2 separate regions of the Homo sapiens genome follow, and region 2 is linked to region 1. Evidence: read pairs that join two places in POLR2A ChIA-PET (ENCODE). Cell type or tissue: GM12878. All regions are shown on one strand. Region 1 overlaps RERE (arginine-glutamic acid dipeptide repeats). Region 2 overlaps RERE (arginine-glutamic acid dipeptide repeats).

Region 1 (5,000 bases):
TCATACCTGCATTTTCTTTCCCAGAAGCTTATTTTAGTTCTAGTTAAATACTAGAAGAGGCAGTTCTGGGCCTGGGAAGTTGATGCTTAGTCTGTATTTTTCCTTGAATTGGATCTTACTATCTACAAATAGTAGGTATGAATACTATAGCACTTCTAATAGAACTTTCTGCTGTGATGGAAATGTCTTATAAATCTGTGTTGTTCACTATGGTAGCTAGTAGCCATACGTAGCTATTTAGATTTACATAAGATCAAATAATTTATTTGTTAAGATCAAATAAAATTTTAAATTCAGTTCTCAGTTTTATCAGTGTTGTTTGAAGTGCTCAGTAACCCTGGAATACTTTCTATTCTGTAGCTTCTATTCTATAGAACTATAGATACTTTCTAATCTATAGTTGCCAAAGGGACTTTATATCAACAGCATTGTTATTTAATTTAAAAAATGGAGATGGGGGCTGGGTGCAGTGGTTCACACCTATAATCCCAGTGCTTTGGGAGGCCAGGGCAGGAGGATCACTTGAAGCCAGGAGTTTGAGACCAGCCTGGGCAACCTAGTGAGACTCCCATCTACAAAAAATTTTAAAATTAACCAGGTGTGGTGAGATGGGGTCTCAACTAATGTTGCCCAAGTTTTTCTTGAATTCCTGGCCTCAAATAATCCTCCTGTCGTAGCCTCCCAAAGTGCTGGGATTACAGGTGTGAAGTCACTGTGCCTGGCTGACCCTGCTTTGGTTACAGGTACTTAAGCCCTTAAGGTAAAGAAGAACCTTGCTTTTTAATTTCTTGGTAGGAAGTGAATGAATGAACCCACGCTGATAACCCCTCAGCCAGCTTCTCTTCCTAACACTGTGGCCATTAGCTGGTGTGTATGTTGTTACCGTGCATACTCATGGAGTTCTTATCACAACAGATAGCCTGCTCAAGCAGTGGGAGGCCACGTCCTGGAAGTATGCTGCACGGCTTTTGATATGAAATGGGAACTTTTGGTCCTCCATTTCCATCTAACCTCACTGTAGCCTTTGGCTTCCACTTGGCATTAAAGTGACCAGGAGGGAGTTAGAGTTCTTAAGCCTCCCCTGCCTCTTTGGGAATCCTGGAGTGAGTGTATGTGTGCGTGTGTGTGTTTGGATTTGGAAGTTAGGCCTCACCACGTGATATAATGCTTCTGGCATTTACGTTGATACTTGGTGCATGGAAACATTGCTTAAGCCGTTTTGGAGTAAGTATTGTAGGGTTTTCAACTACAGGTTGGTTTAACTTTAGGTGGTAAATGAACCTGAAAACTTTACTCCACTTTATTTTAGTATTTCTATGGGAAAGTGATTTCTAACCTTATAGCCATTTAAAGTTACCCCAAAATTTGAAAACTCCTTGTATATTGGGGCCCATGTTTATGCAAAAAAGTTAAAATTTCTCTAGGTTTTAATTTCCAAGTAACTTTATTTGTTGCACATTGCAGGAGAAGAAAAATGTTTATTGGCCAGAAGCTGTATTCCAAAGACATGTCAAATATTCCACATTTTAGCTTTAAACAGTTAAACTTTCTGCCTATCATAATATAGTAGGAAGAAAGGCTCATTTTTTTTTATGATTTAGAAAGGCTTTAAACTGAGTTTTTCTTATATTCACAATGGTTTTAATTTTTCTCCATTTCTACTTTGTTTAATATTCTTTCTCATAGTCCTGTCTCCAGTTTATCTTTGTTGTTTTAATTAATTTTACTTTATTAGTAAAATGGTGATATAAAAGCAGTCAGATTACACAGGTGTACAGTGAAGCAGTCATGAAACAGCTGAATAGGTGAAATAAAGTGTGGTGTTTGTAGCCGATTCTCCATGCACATGGACTTAGTTCAGTGCTTCCTCCACCCTTCCCCCTCCAGTTTTGGTTAGCAAAAGCAGTTGAGGGTATTACTAATTATTTTTTTCTCTTTTTCCCAGAGGGAAGTGTAACATCTCCCATTTTTCTGACATATTTGCTGCTAGAGAGTTTAAAGCCCGAGTGGATTCATTTTTCTACATATTAGGATATAACCCTGAGACAAGGTAAGTGAGTCACTTGTGTCCATTCATTGAGAACTCTTTTCCTTTTCTCATTTGTGTGTGTGTGTATGTGTGTGTGTGTGTAGTTTATGCTTCTGGACATACACTAGTAACATACTTAAAAAAAATGACTCCAGAGTCCTTCAGTAAACTTCTTTGGGAGGAGTTGTAATTAATGTCTTTGACATCTAAAGTGGCTTTTTGTTTGCTCTTTACTTTTATTCAGAAAAAGAAAAATGAGAAAATTTGGGTTGAAAGAAGGTGGGATAAAGATATACTTTTAGTTTATCTGTATTTTGAATTAAGTATTAAGAATTGGTAGATTATTTCCCTGATTCACATTCTGTCAAGCCTTCCATAATACCATATTGAAAAAGACTAAGTAATTTTGGAAAGTTTGTTGGTTACTCATTTGTTTTGTTCACTCTTGGTAATAAAACTCCAGGAACACACACTGAAATATCTTTAGTAAGACTACTAGTATGAGTCAGACACATCAAGTTCTCAAAACATCTTGGTAAGATCTATGTAACAGTTTGAATTACTATTTTTTTAAAATGAGAAGCAATAGGGTCAGAGTAATTTAACAATTTTTATGTCTGTCATAGATGCTACTTTAATGTAGCACGTGGAAGAATTTTTATGAGTGTATATATTCATACTTGCCCTGTATTGATCATGTGACTGCATATTTTATTAAGGATTTTAAAAACAGGATGTTAGCCACTGATCAAGTAATATATGCTCTGGACACCCAAGACATGTTTATACATGTGAAGATTTAGAAGGAAATAAAACATCCCCGGCCAGGTGCAGTGGCTCATGCCTGTAATCCTAGAACCTTAGGAGGCCACAGTGGGAGGATTGCTTGAGCGCTTGAGCCCAGGAGTTTGAGACCAGCCTAGCTAGGCAAAATGGTGAGACCTCTTCTCTCAACAAAATATAAAATAAAAATTAACTGGACGTGGTGGGCTGCACCTGTGGTCCCAGGTACTCAGGAAGCTGAGGCAGGAGGATTGCTTGAGCCTGGGAAGTCAAGGCTGTAGTGAGCTGCGTTGGCACCACTGCACTCTCCAGCCTGGGCGACAGAGGGACACCCTGTCTTTTAAAAGAATAAAAAATAAATAAATAAATAAATAATAAATAATACTTGGCTCAAAGAAGTTAGCAAAAGAACTACATTAAGTGTAAAGGCAAAATGGGTATCATTTTATTGAGAACATTTTTCTAGAGGACTTTCAGAAACCGTATGTAAAACTTAGAATGTTGTTGAGTAGTCAACGTAGGGGTAGAAGGGAACGTGTTTTTTGTTGTGGTTTTATGAAGCTGCCCACAGCTCTCTTGGGGCTCGCATTAGTGTATCTGTCTGTCTGTCTCCCTCTCTTCCTCTCAATATTGGATGCTATTTTCTAGACAGCATCAGAAGCTAGATTCTAGATAGTGCTTGATGTATGGATAGTAATATAATGCTCATCAAAGAGTACCTTTTCTCCTTTAGAAAACTGTGATGCTTGGCCAGGTGTAGGTGGGTCACGCCTGTAATCCCAGCACTTTGGAGGCCAAGGCGGGCGGATCGTGAGGTCAGGAGTTTAAGACCAGCCTGGCCAACGTGGTGAAACCCTATTTCTACTAAAAATACAAAAATTAGCTGGGCATGGTGGCACACACCTTTAATCCCAGCTTCTCTGGAGGCTGAGGCAGGAGAATTGCTTTAACCCGGGAGGCGGAGGTTGCAGTAAGCCGAGATTGCCCCACTGCACTTCAGCCTGGGCAACAGAGCAAGACTCCATCTCGAGAAAAAAAGAAAAAAAAAAGGAAAAGAAAGAAAACTATGATGGTTGAGTTTGTTTGTTTGTTTTTTCAAAAGTATGCCGTGTTCCAATGATAAAGAAGCTGGTCAGTGGTAATATTTCTTAAGCATCTGATATTTTGAAATGTTTATTTTACATATGCATTTATTGGCTACCTTCTCATGTCTTCCTGTTGCCCAGGTAAATTGTAAAATGCTTGAACTTGGATTTCTCTCTAGATACAAAGGAATTGGATGTTATTTTAGTGATATTGTGCTTATTTAATCACTTGATAGTTTTCCTGTTGCACAAGTTATATTAATTAACTAAAGTAGCTTTTGTCTTTTAACTCTTCAACTCTCAGGTTTGTAACAACTAACCAAAATTATTTTTTACAAATGTTAGTTATACATGTTTTGCTGAATGCTTATTAAAAGTAATATGTAACTTACCTTTGTAAACCAGGCACTCACTCAAGTTCTTTTCTTATTTTTCATTGTGTGCTGCTGACAGTCTTTCAGGGCAATACATCCCATCGGGTTTGTTTTAAAATATGGATGCAATAAGGAACACAGAGACATGATGATAGCAGCACACTTACAGGATCTGCATCCTGAATCACTTCCCTTAGTGACCTTTCTAGTCACCACTGATTTTCTTCTACACTTGTGTTCCCTATGTCCACCTTCTGCTTTGTGTGTTTTAAGTGCTTGAGTAGTGTTGGATGACTTGAACTGAACAAATACTTAAGTGCCCATTTATAAGTAAACTTTGAGGCAAATCTCAAACTTCTCACAGTTGAAGTGTAAAGGCCGTTGTAGACATTTGCAGCAGTGGAGCTAATGCAGCCTACTGCCTTGGCTTGCTGGTGTTATCCCGAACATTTCCTTATATCTCTGAAGTTTGGGGTTAGGGCTATAGTTCCCACAGCTGCTCAAATGATCCAAAAATGCATCTAATTTAACAGAGTGTAGAAAAACTGGCTGTGCACAGCCCAGTTCTTAGAATTCCCAGGGTGCATACCCTTGCAGAATTTACCTCTGTTTCTGTCTTTGTTTCACGTTTGTGAGGGAGGAGGCTGTATGATAAGCTGGTTTCCTATATAGTTTTCCCCCAGTTTTAATGAGTAGGACTAGTAAGTAGTCGTGGCTACATAGTGTACT
Region 2 (5,000 bases), 250 kb before region 1:
AGATAGACCAGTTGCTTAGTAAGTGAAATGTAACTTGTTGTAGAAATGATCTGTAATTTCAGGCCATATTTTCTAGGAAGGTGCTGTCATCTAAGTCTCCCTTCCCCTGGGCATTTGGCTGTTAATAAGGGATTATCTGAGTGATATTTTGGGCTTGCCCATTCATTTGGCAGAATTTTATTTTTTTAGTGTCTCTTGCAAGATATAATGCTAGGCATTGGGGATATAAAGATGAGTAAGATGTGTCCCTACCCTCCTGGAGGTCATGATGAAAAGTGGGGAACAGATATGAAAAAAACCCCACTAAAATACAGACTGAAAGAACTGTAGTAATAGTAGAAACATGATGCTCCAACAATGTAGAGAGTCATTAAGTGTGCATATACTATCTTGGGCATTTGCATAGCACTTAGGGAGTTAACAAGTTGGTGTTTATCTTGGCAGACCACCTTCAGGCAGCTACCTTTATTGTGGGTGTGTGACCTCATGTAACTTGAGTGGGATTTTCCATGTCATTAGTAGTTCCTAGGGAGTAGAGAGTAAATCTCTTTTTGGAAGAGGTTGTATTCTCCTGAATCCAAAATACCTTTCTGTATGTTTTGTTGTCTTTTAAGAATATTTCTCAGACGTTATATAAGTAATTTCATTTTTTCTGAGTCCCTTCTTTGGAAAAGGAGTTCTTGCCAAATGAAAGGGACACAGTGTTTGGTTTTTCAGTTCATTATGAAACCCCTACCACCCTGTCTCCCTAAAGAAGTAAAGCCTGGGCCGGGTGCGGTGGCTCATGCCTGTAATCCCAGCATTTTGGGAGGCTGAGGTGGGTGGATCACTTGAGGTCAGTAATTTGAGACCAGCCTGGCCAACATGGCCAAAACCCATCTCTACTAAAAATACAAAAAAATTATTTGGGCATGGTGGCGCATGCCTATAATCCCAGCTACTCGGGAGGCCGAGGTACGAGAATTGCTTGAACCTGGGAGGTGGAGATTGCAGTGATCTGAGATCGTGCTACTACACTGCAGCCTGGATAACAAGAGCAAGACTCTGTAAGTAAAGCCTGACCTTTTTTCTTCCTAGAAAATGGCTTAGTTTATTTCTATATGAAGGATTTGAAAAACTGTAAAAATAATTCATTAGCATCTTATAAATTGATACAGGGATTACCTTGGAGCTTTATTAAACTCTAGGCTGTTGGTTATACCTATTACCTTCATATTTCTCTTAGTGGTATTAAATCTATTCATTTATCAAATAGATTAGATTTATTATTTATTTGTATTATTAGCTACATAGTATAGAAGGTACTGGGGAGACTTGTAATATGGTGGGGTTTGCCCACATTAGGAACACATGTTTTTCCTCATGTTTAATTTTTTTTGGGGGGGTGTCCTTTAACTATCTCGCGTTTCAGTACATATGCCATTTCCTGTCCCAAAGGAGCACATAAGTCTAGTCCTAATCTTGGTGCTTGAACCCGCAGTTCCAGAGAAAAGCAACTGGCACTGAATGCTCTCTGGCTCATCTTTCCATCCAGGATCTGTCAGCTAGCCAACAGGTGTGGGAGGTGTGTTTTCCAAGTTTAATGTTGCTGTTAGTGGGATACAAAAGAAATAAAAGTTACTATCTTTGGCCTCAGAATTTAGGAGGGAAGCCTTGCAAGAATACAACATTTAGAGATTTCTAGAACAAAAGCGGAATTTAACCAAGTACTTACTGTTTAGCATAACAAATTTAGTTCAGTTTCAGGTTAGAGATTGGTGTGGATTAAATAAGTTGACCAAAGATCCATTGAAAAGCTGAGTGGGCCATCGAAGAATGGGTGCTGTTTGAATAGCAGACTGGGAGAGCAGGTTAGGACAGTCCAGGCAGGGGTCGGCCTGAGGCAGGAATGCATATGGTATGCGCAGCGTTCAGTAAAGAGAACCTGGTTGAAGTACAGAATTTGTGGGGAGGAATAGTGCCAGATAAGTTAGGTAGACCAAAGAAGACAGGCTTGGAATGCTAGGCACGGAGTGTCTGTTGGCACCTGAAGGGAATTGGGGCGAGGTAATAAGGTAGCACGTCAGCCAGAGACTGGAGAGTACATCTCTGTCTGAGTAATTTTGGCCCCAAATTTGTAATGTGGGGATGGGAAGTGTATTGGTCAGTCCTGATAAAGAGTTATGTGTGCATCTGTGTGACGTGTTAAAATTGCTTCCTGCCACTGCTCGTGTTTGGTCAGATAGTAGGTTAGGCTGAAGGAAAGAGAGGTAGTAGCCACAGGACAGATAAGCTTTGAGAAGCCAGAGTGGTTGGTAAAGTATTTGGCTTTCATTTAGTATCTCTCATATATATATATATATATATATATTTTTTTTTTTTTTTTTTTTGGTAGAGAGGAGGTCTTGCTGTGTTGCCCAGGCTGGTTTCGAACTCCTGGGATCAAGCAACCCTCCCCCATCGGCTTCCCCAAATGCTGGGATTACAGGTGTGAGCCACTGTGCCCAGCCTAGTATCATATTTTATACAAGATAAATTTTACCAAAAATTCTACCATCAAATATAGAAGTTACTTTAGTTTTTTAAAAAATAATAGTTCACATATTCTGTTTCATGTCTTCTCTTGCCTCTCACCCTGAGCACCCACTGATTCATACCTGTTTATCTCCCCCTCCTTTGCTTCTTAGCTCCTGTTTATTCTTCAGGTCTGAGTTTTGGGATCATTTCATTTGGAAAGCCTCAGGGCTGTGCCCAGGGTGCTCTGCCTGGCCCCTGTACTCCCCCGAGCCATCTCTTATGCCTCACTGTAATCCCACCTGTACTTGTCAGTGGCTTTGCTACCCTGTGTGCTCTGAAAGCACAGGGACGAGTCTTGTTTGCTCCTGAATCCTCATCTGTCAGGGCTGGTCAGGCACATAGATGCTACATGGTTAGTAAATATTTGTGCAATATAAAGGTTGGACTTCTTTGTTACTATCATTACAGCTTCTTAAAAAAAAAAAAAAACACTGGCTGGGCGCAGTGGCTCACGCCTGTAATCCCAGCACTTTGGGAGGCCGAGGCAGGTAGATAATGAGGTCAGGAGTTCGAGACCAGCCTGGCCAACATGGTGAAATCCCATCTCTACTAAAAATACAGAAATTAGCTGGGTGTGGTGGCACACATCTGTAATCCCAGCTGCTGAGGAGGCTAAGGCAGGAGAATCGCTTGAACTTGGGAGGAGGTGGTTGCAGTGAGCCGAGATCGCGCCACTGCGCTCCAGCCTGGGCAACAAGAGGAAGACTCCGTCTCAAAAAAAAAAAAAAAAAAACTCCTTGATAAACACCTTTGTGCTTCTATGTAGTCATTATTAACATATATTAAAAATTACTATATTATTATAACGTTATGATGTTATTATAACACATTAACATAACATGGTTGTATTATGTTTTTTTCACATGTATATTCCTTAAGTATTTTCCTATTATTGGGCACTTGGCTTATTTCCATTTTTCTTTTTTGTACTCTATCTAGTACTACAACCATAAACTTCTTGTACATACAGCACTTCTTTTTAATGCTTTTATTTTTTTGAGACAGGGTCTTACTCTGTCACCCAGGCTGGAGTGCAGTGGCACCATCATGGCTAACTGCAGCCTTGACCTCCCGGGCTCAAGCCGTCCTCCCACCCCAGCTTCCGAAGTAGCTGGGACTACAGGTGTGCGCCACTATGCCTGGCTAATTTTTGTATTTTTTGTAGAGATGGGGTTTTGCCATGTTGCCCAGGCTGGTAATACTTTTAAATTAAGAACGATAAAGGAAAACCATACACCAAAGCACATTTTTTTTTTTTTTTTTTTGAGGCAGAGTCTTCCTCTGTTGCCCTGGCTGAAGTGCAGGGTCATGATCTCGGCTCACTGCAACCTCTGCTACCAGTATTCAAGCCATTCTCCTGCCTCAGCCTCCCAAGTAGCTGGGATTACAGGCACCCACCACGACGCCTGGCTAATTTTTGTAATTTTAGTAGAGACGAGGTTTCACCATGTTGGCCAGGGTGGTCTGGAACTCCTGACCTCAGGTGATCCGCCTGCCTTGGCCTCCCCCAAAGTGCTGGGATTACAGGTGTGAGCCACTGTGCCTGGCCAAAGCACTGTTTTTTTTAAAGGTGTGTATGTTTGTTTATATATTGTGTTTAACTTCAAAATGAGTGGTCTATAAAATAGCATTTGTTCTGCCCAGATTTCATTTTATAGGGAAATAAATGCTTCAGTTCTGACTCAGATTAAACAAATTATAAAATGAGGCAACCATGATACTCAGACAAAGAGAGAGACACTGACAGGGTGTACGGATGGTACCATTTTAAGTAGGTTATTTAGGGATGGCTTCTCTGAAGAGGTGACATTTGGACAAGGCCTTGAACAGGCTAGGGAGCCATGCGGAGGTATAGGAATAGAGCCTTCCAGGCAGAGGGAACATCAGGTGCAAAAATCCCGAGGTGGAAGCCTGCTGGTTTGGTCAAGGAACAGTGGAAAAACTCTGGGAGAACAGTAGGAGGTGATACCAGGAAAGAGGGGCAGGAGCCAGGCCATAAAGTTCCCTGTGGACCATGCTAAGACCTCTGGCTTTCATTCCAAGTATAATGCCACTGGAAGGTTTTCATCAGGTGTGTGTGACAGAATCTGATCTCTGTCTTATAAAGATCACTTTGGCTGCTGTGTGAAAGTTAGACTGCGATCTTTACCAGCTGGAACCATGGAGGGTGTTGAAGAGAAGAAGAAGGTTCCTGTTGTGCCAGAAACCCTTAAGAAAAAGCAAAGGAATTTCACAGAGCTGAAGATCAAGCTCCTGAGAAAGAAGTTTGCCCAAAACATGCTTTGAAAGGCAAGGAGGGAGCTTATTTATGAAAAAGCATAGTGCTATCACAAGGAATATAGGCAGATGTACAGAACTGAAATTCGAATGGCAAGGATGGCAAGAAAAGCTGGCAACTTCTGTGTACCTGCAGAACCCAAATTGGCCTTTGTCATCAGGACCAG

Evidence for each region. Peaks named below come from ENCODE experiments on the same cell type or tissue, not always from the same donor. Only the 100,000 strongest peaks of a DNase experiment are listed, where the experiment ranks them.
Region 2: POLR2A ChIA-PET joins it to region 1 with 6 read pairs; 3 of 35 experiments call an interaction of 5 or more read pairs at or near these places.

What each region holds. Positions count from the first base shown.
Region 1 is chr1:8,538,264-8,543,263 of GRCh38, reverse strand. RERE (arginine-glutamic acid dipeptide repeats) reads left to right here. Exons shown (of 23, transcript NM_001042681.2): 7 at 1,946-2,050. Among named protein-coding and RNA genes, the nearest start is that of SNORD128, 46 kb to the right of the region's middle. In GM12878, no CTCF peak of the experiment used is centred here; no DNase peak of the experiment used is centred here; H3K27ac peaks cover 487 bases.
Region 2 is chr1:8,786,652-8,791,651 of GRCh38, reverse strand. The region is part of intron 1 of RERE (arginine-glutamic acid dipeptide repeats); the gene reads left to right. It also overlaps the pseudogene RPL7P7. Among named protein-coding and RNA genes, the nearest start is that of RERE, 28 kb to the left of the region's middle. In GM12878, no CTCF peak of the experiment used is centred here; no DNase peak of the experiment used is centred here.